3 separate regions of the Mus musculus genome follow, and all the other regions are linked to region 1. Evidence: chromatin contacts called from ENCODE Hi-C data. All regions are on one chromosome and are shown on one strand. Each heading gives the region's core, a stretch centred on a gene start or an enhancer-like site at or near the end of the contact. The rest is flanking DNA. Distances are from core to core; before and after follow the strand shown. Region 1 holds the start of Kcnn4 (potassium intermediate/small conductance calcium-activated channel, subfamily N, member 4). Region 2 holds the start of Gramd1a (GRAM domain containing 1A). Region 3 holds the start of Calm3 (calmodulin 3).

The links. A loop is a pair of places that touch in the nucleus more often than their neighbours do.
Region 2: a map of regulatory T cell shows a loop between it and region 1 (6-fold over the local background). The contact joins the promoter of Gramd1a here to the promoter of Kcnn4 in region 1. A Hi-C loop is called at or near these places in 2 of 37 maps with a recorded cell type or tissue (T-helper 17 cell and regulatory T cell).
Region 3: a map of T-helper 2 cell shows a loop between it and region 1 (6-fold over the local background). The contact joins the promoter of Calm3 here to the promoter of Kcnn4 in region 1. A Hi-C loop is called at or near these places in 2 of 37 maps with a recorded cell type or tissue (T-helper 2 cell and regulatory T cell).

What each region holds. Positions count from the first base shown.
Region 1 is chr7:24,368,615-24,372,206 of GRCm38, forward strand. Kcnn4 (potassium intermediate/small conductance calcium-activated channel, subfamily N, member 4) reads left to right here and starts at 1,649. Exons shown (of 9, transcript NM_008433.4): 1 at 1,649-1,981. The coding sequence starts at 1,823.
Region 2 is chr7:31,149,870-31,153,633 of GRCm38, forward strand. It overlaps Gramd1a (GRAM domain containing 1A), which reads right to left and starts at 1,302. Exons shown (of 19, transcript NM_027898.4): 1 at 1,027-1,302. The coding sequence starts at 1,034.
Region 3 is chr7:16,921,691-16,925,428 of GRCm38, forward strand. Calm3 (calmodulin 3) reads right to left here and starts at 2,342. Exons shown (of 6, transcript NM_007590.3): 1 at 2,151-2,342. The coding sequence starts at 2,153. Gm45972 (predicted gene, 45972) reads left to right here. Exons shown (of 3, transcript NR_165470.1): 1 at 1-200; 2 at 725-872; 3 at 1,750-2,828.

The DNA of each region.
Region 1 (3,592 bases), core at 399-2,898:
ATGCATTCGTGGCGTGTGTGTGTGTGTGTGTGTGTGTGTGTGTGTGTGTGTGTGTAAATGTGCATGTAACACCCAGTCTGACTCAGTGAAATAGCTCTGTTACTTATATCAGGATATATGCCCACGCTGAGGGCCTTTCTCTTCCCTGAGTGTGGTGTTTGTGTGGCCATGCACATGGGAGTATAACGGGTATGTGTATTGTGCGTGATGTTGGATTGATGGTGTGCTAATCTGGACGTTGGTGTTCTTGTGGGTCCGAATCCAACCCCATCCCCTCCAAAGGGTTCATATCATCCTGGACTGTGTCCTGTGTGGCTAGAATGTCCTAGAATGTCCAACGCTGGGTAGGCGTTGCTTGCACACTTCCATTGACTGTTCTCTGTGCTAAGGTATGCAGAGTGTCAAGTGCACCAGTGTATGTCAGGATCAATGTCAGGTGTGTGTGTGTGTGTGTGTGTGTGTGAGTCCCACACACAATGATGTGAGCTAGTGTGCATTTCCTGTTTTCTGGGCGCTGGATGACAGTGTCTGCCACCACAGGTGTTTACACATATGGGGCATCTCTCTGTGTTTCACATTCACACCCCCTTGTGTGTCTGTTGACGCATGTGTGTTGTGCCTGGTGATTCTTACAAATTGGTGTGCTCAGACCTGCTGTGTATTTGTGTGGCTCCTGGTACATGTCCCGTGTGGTCGTTGATGCTTAGCTCTTTGTATCGTAGAATATTATAGTGTTTTACTTGGTTTTGGTTTTGGAAACAGGGTCTCATGTGGCCCAGGCAGACCTTGAACTCATAGTTGACAATGATTGAGACCTGCTGATCCTCCTGGCCCCAGTTTCCTAGTACCAAGAGTCAGGCATGCACCATTGCCCACTTTATGCCATGCTGGGATCTACCTCAGAGAGTCTGTGATTCAAAGGAGCCCACTAACAGCTGCACTCCATCCCTGGTCCCACTTAAAAATTATCATTTAAGATTTATTTTTTTTTATGCGCATGCATGTATGTGAATATCAGCCACATGTGTCAGGGGCTCCCAAAAACCAGGAAAAGGGCGTCATCTCCTGGAGTTGAAGTTACAGGTGGTTTCAAGCCACCCACCCAGCAAGTAGGTGCTAGAAACGGAAGTTATACTCCTCTGGAGAGGAGCGCTCACTTTCACTCGCTGTGCCTGACTTTCCAGCCCCTCCCCCGCCCCACTTTGAATGTGTGACTGCGTGAGCTCAACCTTTGGGTGGCCCCGTGTGCAATGGGACGCTGCTGCCCTGCTAAGTGCTGGCGTGTGTCACACCATGTGTGTGTGTGGTGTCTGGGTGTGGCTGTGGGTTTCTGAACTTTCAGGAGTGTGAGTCACTTCTGTGGAGGTTGTGTGGTGTGTGCTGGTGTGTTGGGCTCCGTCTCCGGTCTGTCATAGGGTGCTCTGTGGTGTCTGGGTGTGGTGGGGGTTTTAGGTGTGTACCACAGAGTGCAAACGGTTGGAGAGTCACAACCTATTGTGTCAGTGTGTCTTTGCCCACGTGGATGAACTCTTCTTCCTTGCCCGGGACCACAAGACACACCCCAGCCCCTCCTTAGTCTTAGAAGGGAATGGGATAGCCAGCCTCCCCCTACCCAGGGACCTCCCCGTCCCTCCCCGCCCTGCCCTGCCTGCTGCAGTTACCACTCCCCAGAGGGCACAGGGCTAGGCTGTGCCTTCCAGCAAAAGTCCCAGAGTGAGCAGAACAGGCCGCTGGCCTGGAAGCCAAGCTGGCTGCCATTTGCGTACTGAGAGGTGGGGGACCCTGGGCAGGAAGCTGGCTGAGCCCCAAGACCTCAGGGGCCATGGGCGGGGAGCTGGTGACTGGCCTGGGGGCCCTGAGACGGAGAAAGCGCCTGCTGGAGCAGGAGAAGAGGGTGGCCGGCTGGGCGTTGGTGCTGGCGGGAACTGGCATCGGACTCATGGTTCTGCACGCTGAGATGTTGTGGTTCCTGGGCTGCAAGGTGAGTGGGGCCTTCCACCGAGCAGGGAAGGGACGGGGAGCCTGGTGTGAGGGAGGAGGGCTGGGGTCTGCACCCCTGGGTCTGAGGGAGGAGGGCTGGGGTCTGCACCCCTGGGTCTGAGGGAAGAGAGCTGGGGTCTGCACCCCTGGGTGTGAGGGAGGAGGGCTGGGGTCTGCACCCCTGGGTCTGAGGGAAGAGGGCTGGGGTCTGCACCCCTGGGTCTGAGGGAAGAGAGCTGGGGTCTGCACCCCTGGGTGTGAGGGAGGAGGGCTGGGGTCTGCACCCCTGGGTGTGAGGGAGGAGGGCTGGGGTCTGGACCCCTGGGTCTGAGGGAGGAGGGCTGGGGTCTGATCCCCTGGGTCTGAGGGAGGAGGGCTAGGGTCTGGACCCCTGGGTCTGAGGGAGGAGGGCTGGGGTCTGATCCCCTGGATCTGAGGGAAGAGAGCTGGAGTCTGCACCCCTGAGTGTGAGGGAAGGGGACTGGGGTCTTACACCCCTGAGTGTTAGAGAGCAAAGCTAGGAGATCTTATACTCCTGGGCATGAGGGAGGAAGGCTGGCATCTTCCACCCCGGGGTGTGAAGAAGAGAGGAGAGCTGGGGTGTGAGGGAGAAAGGTTGGGGTCTGCACCCCTGGGTGTGGGAGAAGAGAGCTGGTCTGGACTCCTGGGTCTAAGGGAGGAGAACTGAGGTCTTACACTTCTTAAGGTCTAAGAGAAGAAGGCTGGGTCTGGACCCCTGGATGTGATGGAGGTAGATGGGGGGTCTGTACCCCTGAAACCTGAGCTAGTGTGATATCGTCCTCCCCCCAGCTCCCCCCAACCTACACACACACACACACACACACACACACACACACACACACGCACACACACGTACGCACACATGGGAGACAGTTCTCAGTGTTAGCCTTTGGGTAAGTGTTATCAGACAGACCACTGGGGGTCTGGGCCTTGTTGAGGCCCATACAAGGCTGATCCTTGATAGCCTAGCTCTGGTGAAGGGAGGGCTGGCAAGGGAGAAAGACGTTGTCATTAGGCGTCTCCTTGCTCCTTATCTAGCCACTGCCATTTACCCAGTGCCACCAGGCAGTGCTCTGAAGTAACTGACAGAGGAGACTGTGGGGAGTGGAGCCTTCACCCCACCCTTACCATACAGAAGTGCCATTACCCCCAGAAGGCACCACTCACCAGATAGTGGTCTACTGTGGTTTGAAATCCTTCATCCCTGTGGAAGAGGAGACTTGGGGTTCAGGCTCAAGAGTCTGCAGGAAGAGCCTCAAAAAATCTCACCAGGCAATGGATCCAAGCACTAGAGAAGTCAGGGGAGGGAGGCTGGGGGGGGGCGGCAGGCAAGAGAATCAGAAGGTTAAGCCCAGCCTAAGCTACATACTGAGTTGGAGGCTAGCCTGGGCTACACAGACCTTATCTCAAAAACTGAAATAAATCCAAACAAGGTGGGGGACGGAGAGAACACACACAAGAGAGCTATCAATCGACCTCTGGAAGACCAGGGAGTACAGGCAGGTCTTAACAAGCCCTGGGGATATTCCCACCCTGGTCAGACTTGTGGCAGAAGAGAGATGGAGGGCAAGGTTGGGTGTGTGGTTTGAGG
Region 2 (3,764 bases), core at 52-2,551, 6.8 Mb after region 1:
CATGCAACAATGCCACATTTGGATACACTGGGACTTTCCCACAGACGGAATCAGAGGTAAGTGAGCCACCCACAGGGCCCAGTGACACCACACTGTCACCGGTAGACACATGCAATTTCTACTTGTTCACGGAACCAAAAGACATCCAAATGTGGATGTCAGGCGCACAGCAGCTGAGCCCCAACCACATGCACACATACTCAAATCACAATGAGAGCTCACGGAGGTAACTCACAGACGTAATTCATGGTGAATTATAGGTACAGTCAGCCAAGAGACTGAAGCGGAATGCTGTACAAGTCACAATGAGGCACAAGCTCAGAATGTGTGATTTGCACACGGTGCCACAAAGAAAATGAGACACGTCTCACACACAACCACAGTGGGTCCAAGAGCACCAGATGCACTCGACCTGGGTGGTAGCCATCACACAGAAGATGATAGATAACATACAGACAGCCACACAACATTGCCCCAAAGAATCCCAGCTGTTACACACACACACACACACACACATACACACACACACACACACACACCACGCTGAGCACAATCACAAACGGAAACCCGCAGGCACAGGTGACCAGGCAGGAGTGGCGGGGGCGGGAGGGGGGCAGAACACACCCGACCCCCACCCCGCCGAGATCTCAGGCTCAAAGAAGCTCCTTTTCCCCAGCCCCCACGACAAACGGGGACCACCGACCGGAGGATCTGCGGGGCCTGCCCAGTAATGGGGATGGGGGGTGGGGCTGCTCGCGGCCCTTTCATCTGGGTGTTGGGTCAGGGCTCCCCGTAGGGGGACGATCAGGGCCTAGAGGAGCTCCCCGCTGCCCATATGCGTCCCAGGCCGGTAGTGACGCCCCAATCTTGGGTCTCGCCGCCAGGTTGCAATCCCTCACGTGTACCCCTTCTGGTCCCCAGCGGGGTCGCTCCTACATGCACCAGCTTGGAAACCCAGCTCCGGCCCTCTGCCGCAGCCCGATCGCACCACCGTCCCCGCTTCCCACCCCGAGGCCCGGTGCTTACTCGAACATGGATGCGGCGCCCCGGCTGCAGGGCAGGACCCGGCCGGCTGCTCTGAGATGGGCCTCCCGGGCCTCGCCTGCCTCGGCCGCCGCCTCCACCGGACCCTGCCACCCGCACAAAAGGCCGGAGCCGCCGGAGGCCGCCTCGGCGTCAGCGACACCCCCTTCCTGCTCCCGCCCCGCGCGTCACGGCGCCGCCCCCGCCGGGAGGGGGACATGGACGCGAGCGCGGGCCTAGGCCTAGGATGGCTGGGGAAAGAGTCCGGCTGGGAGACAGAAGAAAATTTTTATTTAAAATGAGCAGCCTGGGCGGGGCGTGATAGCGCACGCCTCACATCCCAGAGGCTGAGACAGGAGGATTGGCATGAGTTCGAGGCCAGCTTGGGCTACATAATGAATTCCAGGCCACTGGAATGCAGAGTGAGAATTTGTCTTCAAAACAAATGAGCAAACAAGTTTAAACACCCTGGGCTTCTCCCCTGGACCCAGAAGAGTCTCTGAGAAGTGGGATGGAGGTGGGTGACAGGCTGATGCTGGGAAGAACTGGCCTGGGGCGGAAGTCTGGGGGTGGGGTCGGGGAACCACAGCTGGAGGGTGGAAAGCCTCTTCCCGTTCTCCCCACCCAGCCTCAGAACCTCAGTTCCTGCCTTAGAAGCGTTCACTTTTCCGCGCGCGCGTGTGTATGGAGACTTCCCCAGCCTAATCGTGCAGACCACGTCAGATTCCAGCCCACCCGGCTCCTAGCAGTGCTGTGTGCGCTTGGGCAAGTCCCTCAGGCCTGGGGAGCCCCCTGCTCCCAGGCAAGGGGTTTCCCCCAGAACAGCACAGGGGCAGGGCTCATCAGCGTTTTTGATACTGGGAAGCCTGCCGAGCCTCAGGACGGGAAATGACCATACATTGCAGTGTAGGACGAGTTCTTGTGCCAGCCAGCCCTGCACCCACCTCTGCAAGCCAGGCGTGGTTGTCGTCCTTGTTGGAGAACACAATGTGAACGAGCCTCTGGCTTTGGGACCCAGCCCAGGGATTTCTCCCCACCCCTCTTCGGCCTTCAGCCTCTTGTCCAGCTACAGTAGGCCCAGTCCCACCTTGTTTGGTTTCCATTCCTATCCCGCTCTGTTACCACTTACAGCCAGAGCTCTAGCCTGTGAATCGCCAAGTCTGGCCAGAGGCCTCTTGGCTTCAAGCCCTACCCTGGCTCCACCTCATTCCTTGTTTTAAAAAAAAAAGTGCTCATCTTGGTGTCCAGAGCCCTCCTGATTGGGCCCCTTCCACCTGTCTGTCTAACTGGTTCCTCCTTAGCCTCCTGGTTGATTATCCCAGGTGTCAATCTACCCCCCTGCTCATCCCACCTGCCTCCGGCCTCAGGACCTTTGCACTGCTATCCCTTCCACAGGAGGAAGCTCGCTCTTCTTGCATGGCTGCCTTCCATCTTTCTGTGTTGCTCTTTTTATACGTCCGTAGCTTGTTTACTCTTAGAAAGACATTTACTTCGGTGGTGAGGGCTTGGGTGGGTTGGATATCATTATATAGCCTGGGCTGGCCTCAAACCTCAGTATGTAGCTGAGTCAGGGCTCGAATTTATGAACTTGCCTCAGCCTCCTAAATGCTGGGATTACAGGCAGGAACCACCAACCGCACAAATTTTTACATTTTTACTTAGTGAATATTCATTTCAAATAAAAGTGTATAATGGCCATCTGTGTCCTCACCATAAGACATAAGAGGTTCAGTATGCATAAAAAGCCTCATTAATTTCGTTAAAGGTTCTGAATTGTTTCTAAGGACAATGGAAAGTCATTAAAGTATTTAAGTGGAAGGCCATTGTGCTCAAATTTGCATATCAAAAAATCACTCAGGACTTCTGTGGGTGGTTGGTCATTTTAGTTGGATTTTTGTTTGTTTGTTTGTTTTAGATGAATTAAGCTGTTAAGCTTATGTGGTATTAGAGGACTTTGGGAGGCAGAGGCAGGAGGATTGCTGTGAGTTTTAGTCCCGCTTGGTCTACAAAGAGAGTTTGGACTTGCCAAGGTAATGCAGGAAACAGTCTAGAAGGAAGGAAGGAAGGAAGGAGAGAGAAAGAGAAAGAGAGAGGAGGAGAGAGAGGAGGGAGGGGAAGGGCTAACTAAGTCCCTTAGTGTTAAGTCCCACGTGGTGTTACACCCTGTTGTTCCAGCCCTCTGGAGGCTGAAGCTGGAGGACCATGAGTCTGAGCCTAGACAATAAAGCATGAGCCTGTCTCAAAAACCAAACAGGGCTGAAGAGCTGGCTTGGTGCTTAAGGACTGTTCTGCTTTGGCCACGGACCTGAGTTAGGTTCCCAGTAAGCATTTCCTCCAGCGCCAGGGGATCCAGTATCCTCCTCTGGCCTCTGCAGGCACTCACATGCACGTGCACAGGTGCTCATGAGGATGCATTTAAAAAATACACCTTTAAAAACAGATAAACTATAACGTTTACCACCAAAGGCCCAAGTGCCTACTCCTCTTGTCTCTGCCTGTCTATTGCCCTGAAGTCTGTGTGGATCACTCCTGTGCGGTTTTGCTACAACACAGGAGTCAACAAGCCAGCCTCAGTATTCAGTATCGTTGAAAGATACAACTAGTTCCCATTGTATCCTTCTACAGTTTGACTCTCCCACTTGATCATCCTTGTTTCTGAGACTTTTTTGGTGCTGGCAGAGCTGTGCTTCCTAAACATTTGGTCCTTCTCAGCATCCATAGCTGGGGAGAAACCCCAGCAC
Region 3 (3,738 bases), core at 1,092-3,591, 7.4 Mb before region 1:
ACCAAGGAAAGGCCGCAGATACCACAGCAGGGCTGCTGGCCTGGGAAACTGATGGCCTACGAAGCAAGACTGCCTGCCGCTGGTGGCCCTTCCCAGCTTAGATCGTTAGCTTTCACCGCACAATAAGCCACTTGTCTCCAGTTTTCCAAACCTTCATCTCAGGCTCCAGAGAGGGGCTGGACAAGCCAAATCAGCTTGAGGTGAGGAGGGAAGAGGGGATTATTTCTCAGGCTTGCCCCAGCCCCCAGCAGGTGCCAGAAAGCAATGTTAAATGAGCTCAGAAACCAAGGCCAGGGCCCCTCACCCAGGGCCAAGGAGGAGCCACAGAGCTCAGGCCAAAGTCCAGGGCCAGTTACCAGGGACTCTTCCTTCCACACCTTGCTGGATACAAACAGGAAGAGAAAACCTGGTCAGGGCCAAAGCTGGGACCCTCCTTTGGAGGTGGGGAGTGGGGGTTGCTGGCAGCTGCCCAAGCTGTAGGGCCCCTTTAGCAAGGTTCTGCTGGGGGGCGGGGGGAATGGGGTGGCGGCAAGAAGAGCCCTCAGGTCTGTGTCAGCAGTATGAGATCTGATACGTGGTGGCGGCTGCCTGTCCTCCCCAGCTTTGCCAGGGAGGGTGGTGCACGCGGTTCCCAGCCTGAGGCTGGGGGAGGGGGGATGGTGGGGAGGGCTGGGGGTGTTGTGGGTGGCAGGACCAGAGGAGAAGTAATCTATTTTGCTTCTAGAAGCTTTAGCTTTGGGCGCTGGGGAAGAGGCCTGGAAAGAACAAGTGGCCCTTGAGTCAACGAGAGGGTCCTTGGAGGTCTTCTCTGGACAAGCACTGCAGCCCCCGCCCTGAGGGATGGAACTGGGCATCTGTCACTGACCCAAACGGTACTGTATTGCGCTGTCATTTGGCACAGTGAGGAGAAGCAGGTGCATGAAGCTGGAGGAGAAAGGCAGCCCTCCTAGCCTGGAAGGGACAATGAGGGGGCCAAGCTTCCTGGCTTAGCCATCATTTGATGCACCCCAAACTTTGACCCCAGTCCTGTATCATGCAGCTTCAGTGCGCAATAGGGCCCTGAACAACTCCGCCCACCTGCTCCCACTGCCTCAGTGCCTTCAGCCTGGCCCAGCCCCATTCTTGCCAAGGCAAAGGGAGCACACAGCTACTCCTTCAGGTCCTCTGCTGCAGCCCATGACCAAGCCCGAGTCATCAGCCTTTGTGTCGGGACCTTTCCCCGGAGACACCCACCTCTAAACCTAGTCCTACCTCAGCCACCATTCATTGTCTCCTACACTTCTCTAGAAGGCTGTCCAACCTCACCCCCACCACCCAAACTCAAGTCCTTCCCTAGCCCTCACCTTGGAAACCCCGTTTTTTCTCTGACCCAAACAAAACACGCCTTACAAACCCCAACCTCTCTTTCTAGTGCAACAACCTAGACCTCAGAATCCTTCCTAGCTACCCCCAACCAAGTTCTCCACAAGGCTCCCTGGTTCCCCACACTACCCGTGATCACATCCCCACTCCTTTAAAAACATTTCTGCGACCCCCAACTCTCCTCAGTCCCCTTCTGGGTCCTCACAGGCTCCAAGAGCATCTTCTAGCCTCTGCTGCCACCCACCTCGGGCTCCTCCTTACCTCAGCCTGCACCTGACCCTTCTCCTCTTCCTCCTCCTCTTGGCAATGCTTGTCCTTGGAGACCCCTCCCCCACCGGGGTCTACAGTGCACAAGTGACCCAGGATCCCCATCTATCCTCTCTGCAGAACACTCCCTAGGAACCGACCGGTCCCCCTCTCCGCTACCCACAGCCACCCCTCTAGGAGCAGCCTCCTGCATTCCTCCAGGACCCAAAGCCTTCATCGCCGGCGTTTCCTATTTCCTCCTCCCGGGGACCGGGTAGATGTGATTCTAAAACCAATCGCCCGGAGAGGGATCCGAATGCTGCCTGGGAGGTGGCGGGGGTGGGGATGTCCTGGAGCTCCTCATTTGAAGCCTCAGACTGTCTGTTTGGGGGTCCTACCAATTCCATCTGCTGCTAAAACCGCTTCTAGAAGTCCCAAGGGCCGCATGGGAGGTCCCGAGGGGCCCGGCCTCTCCCTCCCAGGGTTCGCTCGCCATCTCCGGGATGGGGGGGTCTCCACCCGACTTCAGCCGCCTCACTCACCATGGCGAGGCACCGGTATCCGGAGCTCGGGGATCGAGGTTACTCTGGCGGCGGCAGCAGCTGCAGCAGCTCGAGCTCCGCCGCGCGTCCGCGCCTCCACACTCTTTGCCCGCAGCGCGCGCCACCGCCGCCGCCGCCCGCCCCAACGGTCCCTCAACGGCCGCCGCGCGCGCCCCGCCTCGCCCGGCCCCGCCCCAGACGGCTCGCGCGCTCCCGCTGCACTGCGGCTTCCTACGGATCCCTTCGCGTCAGGCTCGTGCGGCTCGCCCCTTCCACAGAGCCCAGCGAATCTGCTGCCGCACGGGCACGCGCACGCGCGTTCCCCACCGCGGGGACTACTTTCGCTCTCGGCGCTCTCGGCCCCTTGCATCCGCTCCGCTTTCCTCTCTGGCGGAAGGGCACCGGTTTACGGAGAGTGACACGTCTCTGTGTGAGCCACGCCGCTATTGGACCCGCCTCGTGGCGGAAATGAGAACGCAACTCCGATTGGTCCGGCCTTCCCTGCAATGCGTCAAACTGGGGCGAGCCACCGCGCGGTGTGCGGGGGGCAGCACGACCTGTGTGGCTCTGTGGAGCCGCGAGGAATAGAGGGGCTAAGACGGAAACAGGGTGGATGTTGGAGAAGCAAATACGTTGTCTCTATGGCTCGGAAATAAAAATGGGTTGGGGGAAGAAGCAGAAGGACTTTCTTCTCTCTCCCTTTGAGCAGATACAAGATGGTTTAATCCAAAATCGTGGGGTCTAGGAGCCTGGCCTGAACCGGCTCTTCACAGTGGTTGGCTCTTCAAGGTTCCGCTGGTCTCCTGAAGGTTCCACCCTCTACGCGTACAATTTGCTGGGATGGCTGAGTGGGTGAAGGCGCTTGCAGGCAAGCTAGAAACTGTGAGTTCGATCACCGGAACTCACGTGGTGGTTTGGAGAACAGACTTCCACAAAGAATTGTCCTCGGACTTCCACATGCGCGCTGTATAAATAAGTTCAAACAAACAAACAAACACAAATCTAAAACACGCACAAAAGCAACATGTGGGGATCTGGACTTGACTCTTGATCTCAGGATCTGTACCCAGAACAATCTCTGGATGCAGAATGTTTTCATTCATTCATTCATTCATTCACTCATTCAGCCAATTAAACATGAATTGGGCACTGCTGTCTGCACAGATCTGGTGCCGGGCTGTGCTGGTGACATCACACTTCTCAACCATTCTCTTGTCACCTAGACAGTGTGACTCACTTCTTATTCTAGGGATTCCAGGCACAGAAAGAAAAAGAACTGTTGCTAAGGGCACCTGAGACAACTGTATTGTATACCATAGTGTATATACTGTACATTACTGTACAGAGCCCTCGTATAGGATGGGAGTTGGCATTTTCTTCCTTCCTTTATTTATTTATTTATTTATTTATTTATTTATTTATTGAGACTGTGTAGCCCTGAGCCCTGGTTGGCCTTCAGAATCAAAGGCATGCATCGACACTCCAGGGCAAGAACTGACAGAGAAGGGGGGTGGGGGGAGAGAGAGAGAGAGAGAACTTCTAGGGTCAGAAAACTTTTTTTTTTTTTTTTTGGTGGGGAGGGAGAGAC